2 separate regions of the Homo sapiens genome follow, and region 2 is linked to region 1. Evidence: chromatin contacts called from ENCODE Hi-C or POLR2A ChIA-PET data. All regions are on one chromosome and are shown on one strand. Each heading gives the region's core, a stretch centred on a gene start or an enhancer-like site at or near the end of the contact. The rest is flanking DNA. Distances are from core to core; before and after follow the strand shown.

What was found. Hi-C counts contacts between places; a loop is a spot of excess contacts on that map. ChIA-PET counts read pairs that join two places held with the same protein, here RNA polymerase II (POLR2A). Pooled maps may share reads with other maps.
Region 2: a pooled map shows a loop between it and region 1 (7-fold over the local background). The contact joins two enhancer-like sites. A Hi-C loop is called at or near these places in 4 of 168 maps with a recorded cell type or tissue (Calu3, HepG2, chondrocyte and 1 more) and 5 of 50 pooled maps. POLR2A ChIA-PET finds 5 or more read pairs at or near these places in 5 of 52 experiments (GM12878, HepG2, MCF 10A and 2 more).

Annotation. Positions count from the first base shown.
Region 1 is chr1:40,910,768-40,917,773 of GRCh38, forward strand. No RefSeq gene overlaps it. Among named protein-coding and RNA genes, the nearest start is that of CITED4, 52 kb to the left of the region's middle. Within about 2 kb of position 3,989, at least 2 of the 41 ENCODE cell types and tissues checked have a DNase peak (open chromatin) inside an H3K27ac peak, as active enhancers do.
Region 2 is chr1:40,946,283-40,953,288 of GRCh38, forward strand. No RefSeq gene overlaps it. Among named protein-coding and RNA genes, the nearest start is that of CTPS1, 30 kb to the right of the region's middle. Within about 2 kb of position 2,774, at least 8 of the 41 ENCODE cell types and tissues checked have a DNase peak (open chromatin) inside an H3K27ac peak, as active enhancers do.

The sequences.
Region 1 (7,006 bases), core at 2,739-5,238:
CAAAAATTACACAGATGCAATGTTGGTGGAGCTGAGATTCAAACCCAGGCAGCCTGGTGTCAGCACCTCTATAATAAACATGCAATAAACATGAGCACCCTCTAATCCCTTGCAACAACTCTAAGCCTTCCAGAATTCTACAGCCTGCAGGTTGGGAGCTCCTGCTATAGACCTGACAGAGGCCTTTGGCTACTTAATGAAATATTCTGACACCAGGAGGGTTGCATAGTTATTTTTCTAACTTTACAGCAAGAGGAAGACAGGTCAAAAAAAAAAAAAACAGATTTATGCAGTTACCCAGAAACAGAGATATTTGGCTGACAAGGTACGACTGTTCAGAAATAGTCATTGGACAGTACTTTCCCCCAAAACACTGTCTCAAGGTCCCTGTCAGAGGTGTTCAAACCAGAGGACTCCATTTTGAGTGAGGGCAAGGAAAATGAGGCTGGGACTTGCTGGGCTGCCTTCCCAGAAAATCAGGCATTCCTAGCCTCTAGATGTTTACGGTTAAGGGAGCAAATTAACAATGTTTACTAAAACAAACCCAGACTTGGGAGTGTGCAGGTATCTCGATATCTGGAGAATGAAGGCATTCCTAATTTTGTTTTAAAGATAAAATCGATTCTTGCAAAACACAGTAATTAAGAAAATTAATTATTTATCACAAACCCTTGTAACAGAGCACATCTCATATATGCAAGCATGGCACCTAAGGTGGATGCATTCCTCCTCTTACTTTCAGGAACATCCTGTTCTATGGAGTAGCTGTCCTTTTGCCACTGTACTTTCTTAATAAACTTGCTTTTGCTTTGCGCTGTGCGCTTGCCCTGAATTCCTTCTTGCATAAGATCCAAGAACACTCTCTTGGGGTCTGGATTGGGACCCCTTTCCTGTAACATCCCCATTCGAGAATTACTGTCTCGGTGGCCGGGCGGGCGCAGTGGCTCATGCCTGTAATCCCAGCACTTTCGGAGGCCGAGGCGGGCGGATCACAAGGTCAGGAGATCGAGACCATCCTGGCAAACACGGTGAAACCCCGTCTCTACTAAAAATACAAAAAAATTAGCCGGGCGTGGTGGCGGGTGCCTGTAGTCCCAGCTACTCGGGAGGCTGAGGCAGGAGAATGGTATGAACCTGGGGGGCAGAGCTTGCAGTGAGTGGAGATCGCGCCACTGCACTCCAGCCTGGGCGACAGAGCAAGACTCTGTCTCAAAAAAAAAAAAAAAAAAAAAAAAGAGAATTACTGTCTCTTCTACTTTCCTAGATGTCACAAAACCTCCTAAAATTCTGAAGATAACAAATTGTTACAAAAAGAAACTTTTTTTAAAAAAAGAAAAAATAAATACATAAAAAAGAAAAAATCAGGACTTCTCTTTCATAAAAAATGAAAATGGGAGTAATCTGCTAAAAAATTATTTTTTTTTCCTGGTTTAGCATAAAAGGTTCCAAAAACTCCCCCTTGTCTCTCCCGCCGAGGGTAAGGTGGGAAGCAAGGTGGATCCTCCATGACCCACCTCCATCCCCACAAGTGAACTTTTTTGTTTCTAAGTTCTGGGCCCTGCTTAGGGGCAACTCAGGATCTATTGTTTAAGAGGAGTTGTCCAAACCTTTCAAAGTGGGAATGAGAGGCCCACTCCCACAGTATGGGTCCTGGGACACTAAGAGTCCCAGCCAGGACCCAGCGTGGTGCCCAGGCTGATGCCCCGCCGGCTCTCACTGCTTAGAGCATGATGGAGAGTTCACCAGAGTGAGGAGGGCCACACTGGAGAGCCAGAGCCATGCCCCCTGGCAGAGAAGGTGGCATCAGATGACTGTCCCATGGGCTTTAAGACTCTTTTCCCCATTTTGGGAGTGAAAGAGCAGGTTCACTTCTCTTGGATTTTAGAAGTTCTGGCTGTTCTTGAATGACCCAAATTGTCAGAGTGTTGAGGGAGGAGAGGCACTGCCCACAAAGGATGATCTTGGACTTTGTGCCAGTCTCACCAGGGGGTACTCAAGTCACATTTGTTTATTTTATTTTATTTTATTTTATTTTATTTTATTTTATATTATTTCTTATTTTATTTTATTTTATTTTGTTTTTTGAGATGGAGCTTCGCTCTTGTTGTCCAGGTTGGAGTGCAATGGTGCAATCTTGGCTCACTGCAACCTCTGCCTCCCGGGTTCAAGCAATTCTCCTGCCTCAGCCTCCTGAGTAGCTGGAATTACACAGGCATGCACCACCATGCCCGGCTAATTTTGTATTTTTTTAGTAGAGACAGTGTTTCTCCATGTTGGTGAGGCTGGTCTCGAACTCCTGACCTCAGGTGATCCGCCCACCTTGTCCTGGCAAAGTGCTGGGATTACAGGTGTGAGCCACCGCGCCCAGCCTTTTTATTTATTTTTAAATTGTATTATATTTAGAGACAGGTCCCTCAGCTGGGCTCAGTGGCTCATGCCTGTAATCCCATCCCAACACTTTGGGAGGCCGAGGCAGGTGGATCACCTGAGTCCAGGAGTTTGAGACCAGCCTGGGCGACATGGTGAAACCCTGTCTCTATTTTTAAAAAATAAATAAATGAATAAAATAGAGACAGGTCTCACTCTGCCACCCAGGCTGGAGTGCAGTGGCATGACTACAGCCCACTGCAGCCTCAACCCCCTGGGCTCAAGTGATTCTCCCAACTCAGCCTCCCAAGTAGCTGGCACTACAGGAATGTGCCACCAGACCCGACTAATGTTTTTGCTTTTTGTAGAGACAGATCTCTCTATGTTGCCCAGCCAGGTCTTGAACACCTAGCCTCAAGTGATCCTCCTGCCTTGGCCCTGGAAGCACTAGGATTACAGGTGTGAGCCACAGTCCCTGCTCAACACTTTAAATTCAATTTCAATAAGAACAATTTTAGGCCAGGAGCAGTGGCTCACACTTGTAATCCCAGCACTTTTCGAGGCCAAGGTAGGAGGATCACTTGAGGCCAGGAGTTCAAGACCAGCCTGGGCAACATAGAGAGACCTTGTCTCAATTAAAAATATGTATATGAAAACAATTTTTTTGGCCAGGCATGGTGGCTAACACCTGTAATCCCAACACTTTGGGAGGCCAAGGCGGGCGAATCACTTGAGGTCAGGAGTTTGAGACCAGCCTGGCTAACATGGTGAAACCCCGTCTCTACTAAAAATAAAAAAATCAGCCGGGTGTGGTGGCGGACACCTGTAATCCCAGCTACTCAGGAGGCTGAGGCAGAAGAATCACTTGAGGTGGAGGTTGCAGTGAGCCGAGATCGCACCACTGCGCTCCAGCCTTGGCAAAAAGAGCAAAACTCCATCTCAAAAAAAAAAATAATAATAAAAGAAAGAAAGAAATATTTTTAAGTACTTTGAGGCCAGGCGCAGTGGCTTATGCCTGTAATCCCAGGACTTTGGGAAGCAAAGGCAGGAGGATCACTTGAAGCCAGGAGTTTGAGACCAGCCTGGCCAACATGGTGAAACCCCATCTGTACTGAAAACATACAAAAATTAGCCGGGCACATTAGCTGGGTACATACAAATTGGTGGCGCATACCTGTAATCCCAGCTACTCAGGAGGCTGAGGTATGAGAATCACTTGAACCAGAGAGGCAGGAGTTGCAGTGAGCCAAGATCGTGCCACTGCACTCCAGCCTGAATGACAGAGACCCTGTCTCAAAAAAAAGAAAAGAGAGAGAGAAAGAGAGAGAAAGAAAGAGAGAAAGAGAAAGAAAGAAAGAAAGAAAAAAGAAAGAAAGAAAGAAAGAAAGAAAGAAAGAAAGAAAGAAGGAAAGAAAGAGTGAAAGTTACTTTGAGAATTCTTTTTCAGTGCAGAAGCATATAACAATGACTTTCTGCTGTATCACCCCACCGGGGTACAGCGACATCTGGAATGGGGACTTGGCAAGACTTGGCACACCAAATCACCAAGCTTTTCTTCATCCCCATCACCCATTCATGCTTAATTCACTTGGGAACCCACAAAGCTCCTTTGTGTGCGGTGAGCCAGAGCATCCGGATATTTGGAAGGGCCTGGGCTGGTGTGGTCCTCTGAGCAAGCAGAGGGTACAGAGAGTCACTTCTGCTGATGAGGTGGGAGCCAGGAAAAACAGAACTAGGAGGAAAAATAACCTGCCACCAAAAAGCTCCGGTCTTATGGAAAAGCAGTATCACTTTTGAGGATCCCTCATATGACACATGGAACTTTCATTATTCATTGTGTTTCGAGACAAAAGATCTTTCTGTTTCTGCTCTATGCTGAAACATTCTAAAATTATTTGGAGATGGAAACCAGTTTTGAAAGCCCCAGGTACATCCTCTGTTGGCAACCGACAACCATCCTAACAGAGGGCCTAGCACATTATCCCACACCCCGACAGTTAATTCAAGGCCATAAAGCAAGTTTTACTGAAGATTTCATCAGAAGAGGGAAGACAGAGTTACACTGCACACTGCAGAGTAAAACTTAGTAAAAATGTTGATTAGATACCTCCGTTTTCTCCTCCTGCCCCAGAATTTCCTTCTTGGCTGCCAACCCCCCATCTCCTATTACCCCTCAACCTGCCTTTGCCCAACTTTCTCATCATGCCTTCCCATTGCCCCTCCTTCCTGGGCAGAGTGATGCAGGGACCGCCCAGCTCCTCCTACCTCAGGCCCATCAGCCCTCCCTCCAAACCAAAGATCATCCTTAGGCGCCTTGGCTTCTACTCTTCTTGGGTTTGCCTGTGGGAGACAAAAAGAAAGAATGCTTCCCTCTCATGGAGATTCGTTTTCTATGCCCTTTTTTTGGACATTAATAAACATACCCCCTGCCCTACTTCATTGAACATAAACAGAGTCTCTAGGGTTTGAAGGCAGAAGAGAATGGCTAAAGAGACAAGCTTGGAGAATGAACTCATCTCAAGTGGGAACTGGCAGGGATAGACACGACACCATTGGGCTGCAGCAGGGTGCCGCGGTGGAGTAGGCTCTTGGTTTTGGTCGGCTGACCTGGATTAAGCCTTGGGCCAGGCCTCATTCAGTTCTGTGTCCCAGGACTGGTGCCCAATTAGATGCACACAAATATTTGATGAACAAATGCTCTTGGGCAGGCCAGCTGGCTTGCTTCTCAGCCACAGTTTCCTCACTTGAAAAAAGGGGGCCGAGCGCGATGGCTCAGGCCTGTAATCCAAGCACCTTGGGATGCTAAAATGGGAGGACCGCTCGATGCCAGGAGTTCGAGACCCCCTTGGTCAATAGAGAGACCCCATCTCTATTAAAAAAAAAAAAGAAAAAGAAAGAAAAGAAAAAAAGGGACAATAATCTCTTCCCTCTACTTCTAAAGTTATGATGAGGATCAGGTAAGTTGACTGGCATAAAGGCGCCAAGAAAGTATGAAGAAAGAAAATCCTTGCCTGAGTCTTCAGGACTAGGAGCCTTTGGCTATGACCACCTCCCACCCCCTTTTTTCTCTTCCTGATTCATTTTTTCTTAGTTTCCTCAGGTTCTGTCTCCTTTCCATCTGCCCTCACCAAACCCAACAAGATTTTGTCTGGTACATCGGTGTAGTGTGGGGGAAGAAAAGATCCTGTCTGGGTAAAGGATCAGTGAATAGTCATGTACACCTGAATATGAGTTTCAATCCTCATTCCTTCTGCCAGACTTTGGCTCCACTCCTTGTCTCTGACTGTGGTGGGAAAGGCTTTATGGCAGTGGTTCTCACCCTCGGCAGGCCCCACATGGCAGGTTGCTGAGCCATGCCCTGAGATTTGGGTTCTGCAAGTTTGGGTCAAGACCTAGAAATCTACCTTTTAATGAGCAATTCATACAGTGAATCTGAGCCAGCTGCTCTGCTCATGGGGCATGGAAGAACACTGATTTCTGGAGTTAGTGCTTTAGGAAGAGATGAGGGAGATGGTTAGGTTGGCCAGAGGATCCCACTGAACTTGCACCAACACTGAGGCCCCTAGTCTTCCCAGGGCAAGTCTCCTGTGGCATCAGAGAAAGTCATCACTTTGTCAACAAGAGTAACAATTGCCGCCATTATTATAAAGCCTTTTACTCTAGCCAACCCTTCCCAAAACCTGGGAGGGGAGGTGGGACTGTTCCTAGTTCTAGAGTATCAAGTTGAGGCCTCTAGAAGCCAAGTGATTGGTCTCAGTCCTCCTGAATGATTGTAGCAGATGGGAACCCGGGGGCCTGCCCCCAGGTCAATGCATTTCCCTGTTTGTCCCGTTGTTGATCATGGGACCAATGCTGTTAGCTGTTGTTTTCACAGAGACCTGGGAGCCAAGGGAGGCTGGGCAGGAGGGTGGAGGATGGAGGAGGGAAAAGAAGGTAGGAAATAGTCACCTGGGAGGGTGACTGAGCCAAGGATGTATCATGACATTGCCAGGATGCCAGGGCCCACTTGGGGGGCACAAACATGAATTATAGTAACATATGACAGAATGGGTGAGTCCAACCTCACATCCTTCTCTCTCGTTTTTGGCTTTCCAGAAGGGCCCCATTGTCTAGGGAGGAAGAAGAGGATACCACCTGGGCAGAGTGCTTCTGTAGCAACCGGACAGCCAAAGGTCACCCTGGCCATCTTCAGCGCACCCTCCCAGCACTCCCATGGGCCCTGCCTGAGCTGTACCCCTTCCCCTCCTCCTGCCCCCTTGTACGTCCTGTGTCCTGCCTCAAACCCGAGCCAAGTCTATTCTCTAGGGGCCAACTTCGGCTCCAGCTAAGAAAGAGTTAAAACAAAGCCATCCAGAGCTGGCACAGTGGCTCACACCTGTAACCCCAGCACTTTGGGAGGCCGAAGTAGGAGGATCACTTGAGGCCAGGAGTTTGAGACAAGCCTGGCCAACACAGTGAGACCCTCATCTCTAAAAAAAAAATTTAAAAGTACATTTTAAAAAAATATTTTAAAAAATGCCATCCGGCCAGGTGCGGTGGCTCATGCCTGTAATCCTAGCACTTCGGGAGGCCAAGGTGGGCGGATCACGAGGTCAGGAGATCGAGACCATCCTGGCTAACACGGTGAAACCTCATCTCT
Region 2 (7,006 bases), core at 1,524-4,023, 34 kb after region 1:
GCCGAGATCACGCCATTGTACTATAGCCTGGGCAACAGGGTGAGACTCTGCCTCAAAAAAAAGAAAATTAATTAATTATTTTAAAATATTTAAAAAGTACAAAGGAAGGAAGAAAACCATGAGTAAGAAAAATATAATCAGGCGTGGTGGCTCACACCTGTAATCCCAACACTTACAGAGGCCTAGGCGGGTGGTTCAGTTGAGGTCAGTAGTTTAAGACCAGCCTAGGTAACATGGTAAAACCCTGTCTCTACCAAAAATACAAAAATTAGCCAGGCATGGTGGTGGGTGCCTGTAGTCCCAGCTACTTGGGAGGCTGAGGCAGGGGAATCACTTGACCCTGGGAGGAGGAAGTTGCAGTAAGCCAAGATCACACCACTGCACTCCAGCCTGGACAACAGAGTGAGACTCTGTCTCAAAAAAAGAAAAGAAAAGAAAAATAGACAAACGACATGGGAAAATACACTTTATAGAAGATGACATTCAAATGGCCAATCAACTCAGGAAGAGATGTTTGACTCCACAGAAATCCAAATGAAAACAACAATGGGATAATATATTTCATGTATCAGACTGCAAAAATTAAAAGGCACCCAGTGTTGGGGAGCGTGTCAGTTGGTATCTCATCACTCCTGGGGCAAATGCAAATTGCAATATTATTTTTGGAAAGAAATTCATCTATTTCATCAGAACTTTATATTTATGTGCCCTTTGATCAAATCCATTCCACCTTTGAGAATTTATTTTATTGAAATAATGGCAAAAGTGAGCAAAGAGAAATATATAGTGGTTCTTTGCAGCATTGTTTATAATAACAAAAGACAGGAATTGCATGAGTATCACCAGAGAATTGGGTACCTCATGGTGTGTCCATACTATACAGCTGATAAAAAGAATGAGGGAGATCCATCTACACCTGCCAACATGGAAATTAGTTCTCCGTTTGGAAGACAAAGCAATTTGAATAACAGGTATATTGTATATCTATAAGATATATTATTATATAGATAACATGTTATAACAGGTATTTTTATATGTTTAATATTATATATAGATATATATATATATATACTTTTTTTTTGAGACAGAGTCTTGCTCTAACCTTCAGGGTGGAGTGTAGGGGTGCGATCTCAGCTCACTGCAACCTCCATCTCCTGGGTTCAAGCAATTCTCATGCCTCAGGCTCCCAAGTAGCTGGGATTACAGGCGCGTGTCATCACACCCAGCTAATATTTTGTAATTTTAGTAGAGACAGGGTTTGACGGAGTTTCACCATGTTGGCTAGGCTGGTCTCAAACTCCTGACCTCAGGTGATCCACCCTCCTCAGCCTCCCAAAGTGCTGGGATTACAGGTGTGAGCCACCACGACCGGCCTAATATTTTATTATATTTTTATTTATATTTTGAAAATGATCTCTTGGCCAGGCGCAATGGCTCATGCCTGTAATCCCAGCACTTTGGGAGGCCAAGGTGGGTGGATTACCTGAGGTCACGAGTTCTAAGACCAGCCTGGCCAACATGGCAAAACCCCGTCTCTATTAAAAATACAAAAATTAGCTGCGCATGGTGGCACGTGCCTGTAATCCCAGCTAGTCGGGAGGCTGAGGCATGAGAATGGCTTGAACCAGGGAGACGGAGGTTGCAGTGAGCCGAGATCACGTCATTGGAGTCCAGCCTGGGAGACAAGAGTGAAACTCCGTCTCAAAAAATAAAAAAATAAAAAAGAAAGACAATAATCTCTCTAGCTCTTTCCACATATATTTGATTATAAAAACACATACACATATGTAGCTATATGATTATAATATCTATTATGTATACCTGGAAATTAACATACTAAAGTGTTAACAGTGAGACAGATTGAAGGCAAAGATTGAAATTCATTTTATTTCTCTATCACTGAAATTTTTTTCATTGAGCACATTACTACTTTTGTAACAATGTTAAAAATCATCTTTATTAAAAATTATTTTAAGGTCAAGGCAGATGGATCACTTGAGGTCAGGAGTTTGAGACCAGTCTGGCCAACATGGTGAAACCCCATTTCTACTAAAAATACAAAAATTAGCTAGGCATGGTTGCGCACACCTGTAATCCCAGCTACTCGGGAGGCTGAAGCAGAATTGCTTGAACCCGGGAGGCAGAAGTTGCAGTGGACCGAGCTCCCACCACTGCACTCCAGCCTGGGCAGTAGAGCAAGTCTTCGTGTCAAAAAAAAAAAAAAAATTATTTTAACTGATGTTATGGTTACTAAAAGTCGGCCTGGAAGGACAGATGACTCCCAGACTGCTAACAAATAGGGTTTTCTCCCGGACAGCGTTTCCCTCCCCCGGCTATTAGAGGTTTCCCACCAAGACTCCTGGCTTCCTTTTCAGAGCCAAGAGAGCCAAAGGGGCCCTTGTGTTGCCCAGGGCTCACTGGGGCATAGTAAACATGCCCTAAATACAGTGCAGTCCCACCCTTAACAGTAAAGCTACCCTATCCAGCAGCCCTTTCGCAGAGTGCGGGAATAGCAGCCTCCCCTTCCCACCCCATACTGTGAGCTTCCCTAGGGCAGACACCAGGGCTAACTGTTGTCTGTATTCCTAGCAGCCAGCACAGATAATATTACTCGAACTAATTTATTAACACAAACACAGACTAACACAACTCGCCCACCAGGCAGATGGCGAAGCCTGGCTATAAAACTGGCACAAGGAAGAGAGAAAATTGATTAGCAATGAGTCATGAATGGCAGGAAAGCATGAAGGAGAAAAGGCAGATACACGAAGTCTGTCTACCAGCTGGTCCTTTTTTAAAAAGGGAGGAGGCAGACAGTGCCCCCTACAGGGCTAATGGAAATGGCATCTGCCCTTTTTAGGAAGAAGGGCAGAGGTAGGTAGGGTTGGAGGGGTGGGGAGGTGGGTGCGGGCTATGCTGTATTCTATCCTGCAATGCCAGTGAGTGAGACTGTAGATCATGTTGCCACTAATGACATCTGGTGGAAACGGCATTTGTGGTGGAGATAACTTAATAACATAGCATGTGCGGCACTGTGCTACAGCCCACAAGAAATGGAAAGAATGGCAAGAAGTACTTGTTTGTCCCTGTGTCCCCAGCACCAGGGGCCTGGCACAGAGCAGGGGCTCACTAGAAGCTTGAGAAGGAAGGAAGCCAGGGAGTGAGGTAAGGAGGGAGGGCAAAGGGAGGAGATAGGGAAAATGACGCAAGGACCAAGGAGCTCTTTCCTTTAATTTATTTTATTTTATTTTTTCTTTTCTTTTCTTTTCTTTTCTTTTTTTTTTTTGAGACAGGGTATTGCTCTGTCACCTAGGCTGGAGTGTACCAGTGCAATCACGGCTCATAGCAGCCTCTACCTCCTGGGTTCAAGCTATCCTCCTGCCCCAGCCTCCCAAGTAGCTAGAACTACAGGTGTGTGCTGCCACACCCAGCTAATTTTTAAAAAATATTTTGTAGAACCATGGAATACTATGCAGCCATAAAAAAGAATGAGATCAGCTGGGCATGGTGGCTCATGTCTGCACTTACTCCCAGCACTTTGGGAGGCCGAGGCAGGCGAATCATGAGATCAGGAGTTCAAGACCAGCCTACCCAATATGGTGAAACCCCGTCACTACTAAAAATACAAACAATTAGCTGGGCGTAGTGGTGGGCACCTGTAATCCCAGCTACTCGGGAGGCTGAGGCAGGAGAATCACTTGAACCTGGGAGGCAGAGGTTGCAGTGAGCTGAGATCGCGCCACTGCACTCCAGCCTGGGCGACAAAGTGAGACTGCATCTCAAAAAAAAAAAAAAAAAAAAAGAGAGATCATGTCCTTTGCAGGGACATGGATGGAGCTCAAAGCCATTATCCTCAGCAAACTAATGCAGAAACAGCAAACCAAATACTGCATGTTCTCACTTACAAGTGGGAACTGCATTATGTTAACACATGGACACATATGGGGGGGCAACAACACACACTAGGACCTGTCGGAGGGTGGGAGGTGGGAGAAGGGAGAGCATCAGGAAGAAAAGCTAATGGATGCTGGACTTAATACCTGAGTGATGGGATGATCTGTGCAGGAAACCACCATGGCACACGTTTACCTATGTAACAAACCTGCACATGCTGCACCTGTATCCCTGAACTTAAAATAAATGTTGGAAATTTAAAAAAAAAAGAAAAGAAAAGAAAAAAATCTTTTGTAGAAACAGGGTCTCACTATGTTGCTCAGGCTGGTCTTCAACTCCTGAGCTCAAGCAATCCTCTCGTCTTGGTCTCCCAAAGTGCTGGAATTACAGGCGTGAGCCACTGTGCCTGGCTGAGGAAGGTCTTTTCTAGTTTTATGACATGAGGGGATCCTTTGAGGGGGTTCCTGGAAGGCTGCCTCGACTTCACTGCCCCTCCTTGGGCTTCCACGTTCTTATCTGTATATTGAGTATGGCAGGGGGAGAGATAAAAGGCTGGACTAGCTTAGTGATTCTCACCCGGAGTCCCAGAACCCTAGGGAACTCTCAAGATAGAATGGGTACCATGAGCTATATTAGGACTTCTAAATGCATAACAAGAATGCGTAAGCATTTGCTCAGGATGAAACTGTATGTGCTGATGGGCCAGGTATCTTTCTTTCAGGCTGGAACTCCATCACTCCCAAGGAACAGGGAAACGTTTGAATCAAGTCCACTCTACAGGAAGATAGGCCAGGGTTAGACCACAGTCAGTGATGTGCCTTTGAGCAAGTGACTGAGTCTCTTTTGGGTGTCAGTTTCCTCCTAAGTAAAATGGGAGTGATAAGACCCCACTCAGAGGTTTCTAGTGGCGATTGAATGAGCTAGCACATGTAAAGCACTTGGCACGTAGGCTGGCCCAGAGTCAGCCCTCTGCAAATGGTAGTTGCTATAATGATTAATGCAGAATAGGGAGTCTGAACATCTCATGCTAATCAAAAACTCTGATAGGAGCTATATATATATAGATAGATAGATTCATAATAGTAGGAAATAAATGAAGATTAATTATTTAAGGCAGCTTGTTTGGAAGACGATGTCTTTTTTCAAATAGGGATGGAGTCTCCCTTTGTTGCCCAGGCTGCAGCCTCGACCTCCTGAGCTCAAGCAATCCTCCCACCTCACCTGAGTATCTGGAGTACAGGTGCAAGCCACCACGCCCAGCTAATTTTTTTTTTAATTTTTGTTTTTTATAGAGACAGGGTCTCACTAGATTGCCCAGGATAACAACGTCTTTTAAAACATGAAACCTCTTGGATAGGAGAGTATTTAAGGTCAACTAAAAACAATAAAAAAAAAATTTAAAGAGAAGAAAACATGAGACCATACTTAGAAGTCACAAGAGCGAACTTCGTGGGACAAAGGCTGAGCCCTTGTGTCAGGTCCCTTCGAGCTGGAGTTCAATAAGAGACTAAGCTCTCCTACTTCTGGGTCTTGGCACAGTTCTCTCTTTTTGAACTGACTGATTAACTGATTGAGACAGGATCTCACTCTGTTAGCCCAGGTTGGAGTGCAGTGGCGAGAATATGATTCACTGTAGCCTCAACTTCCTGAGCTCAAGCAATCCTCCCAACTTAGCCTCCAGAGTAGCTGGGACCACAGGCGCCAGCCACCATGCCAGGCTAATTAAAAAAAAAATTTGTTTTTTAAGAGTCAGGGACTTGCCATGTTGCCCAGTCTGGTCTCAAACTTCTGGGTTCAAGCCATCCTCCCACCTTGGCCTTCCAAAGTGCTGGGATTACAGGTGTGAGCCACTGCACCCAGCCTGTTCTGTCTTTTTGGAATGACTTTCTCTCCCTTTTTTATCTAGTTGACTCCTAGACACTGCCTCCAGGAAGCCTTCTATGCTTGGCCCTTGGCTCCCTTGAGTCAGTGCCTTTCCGCAGCTTGCTGGATCAGTCCTTTGAAGGAACTTGCTATAGTGTGCAGTGTTTTCTTAGACCAGCAACTCTCACCCTTGACACCATCAGAATCACCAGAGGGGCTTGTTAGAACAGAGATTGCTGGCCACGGGCCCCAGAGTGTCTGATTCAGCAGGTCTGCAGTGGGTCCCGAGAATCTGTGCGTCTGCTCATTCACAGGAGATGCCAGGCCTCCTGACCCGGGGAACACACTTTGAGAACCGCTGGCTTAGACCACATGGTCTAGGACAGCAGGGATCTTGCCTATTTGTTCCCCCACTGCACCTCCAGCAGCACCTCACAGTCTCAGCCATTACATGGAAAGACAAAGTCAAATAACAAGACGTAATGTAGAAGATTTCCCAAGGCCTGTGTGCTGAGCACACAGGTCGGGCCCCGGCTGGAGGTGCGAACTGTCTCCGAGAGCGCCAGGTGAGTGCCCAGCGGGAGCAGAACGGGAATGGCAGGAGGCCCGTGCTCTGGGTCAGAGCGCCCTCTGGTGCCAACATCTCAGCTCTGCACCTGGAGCTGAAATTAGGTGACATCAAGGCAGACCCCAACCGACCTCCCAGCCCCTGGTTTTCCCCTCTCAGCCTCGTCCATGTCACCACCAGGAGTAACTTGCTAAAATCCAGCTCTGACCCTACTCGCCTTTGCCCTTCTCCCAGCTTAAGCCCCGCACTTGGCTCTCCACTGCCTTCTGGACAAACCTCAGCATTCAAGGTCCTTGGCTGTCCTCTGGTGACTCTGTTGCTTTCTGTCCTTCAGTATCCTGTGGCTCTCCTCAGGCACTCTTTAATTTGTCCACACCAGGCAGGTCATGGACTTTATGCCTTCTTACAAGCTATTCCTAACAGGACTGCAACCCCACCTTCTCCTCCAGAGAAACTGATCCTTTTTAATGTCAAATGTGGCCTCTTCTGTGAAGCCTTCCTGGATTCTCCCAGGCAGAAGCGATTGTTTCTTCCATTGTGTCTGTATAGCCTAGTGCACAGGCCACTGCGGAGTGGGGTCTGGGTCCTCCTTGAGACCATGAGCTCCTTCGGGCTCCTGACTCAGCTTTGGTGTATCAATAAATGCTGGAATCTACAAAGCTGTTTTCCCTCTTCAAAGCT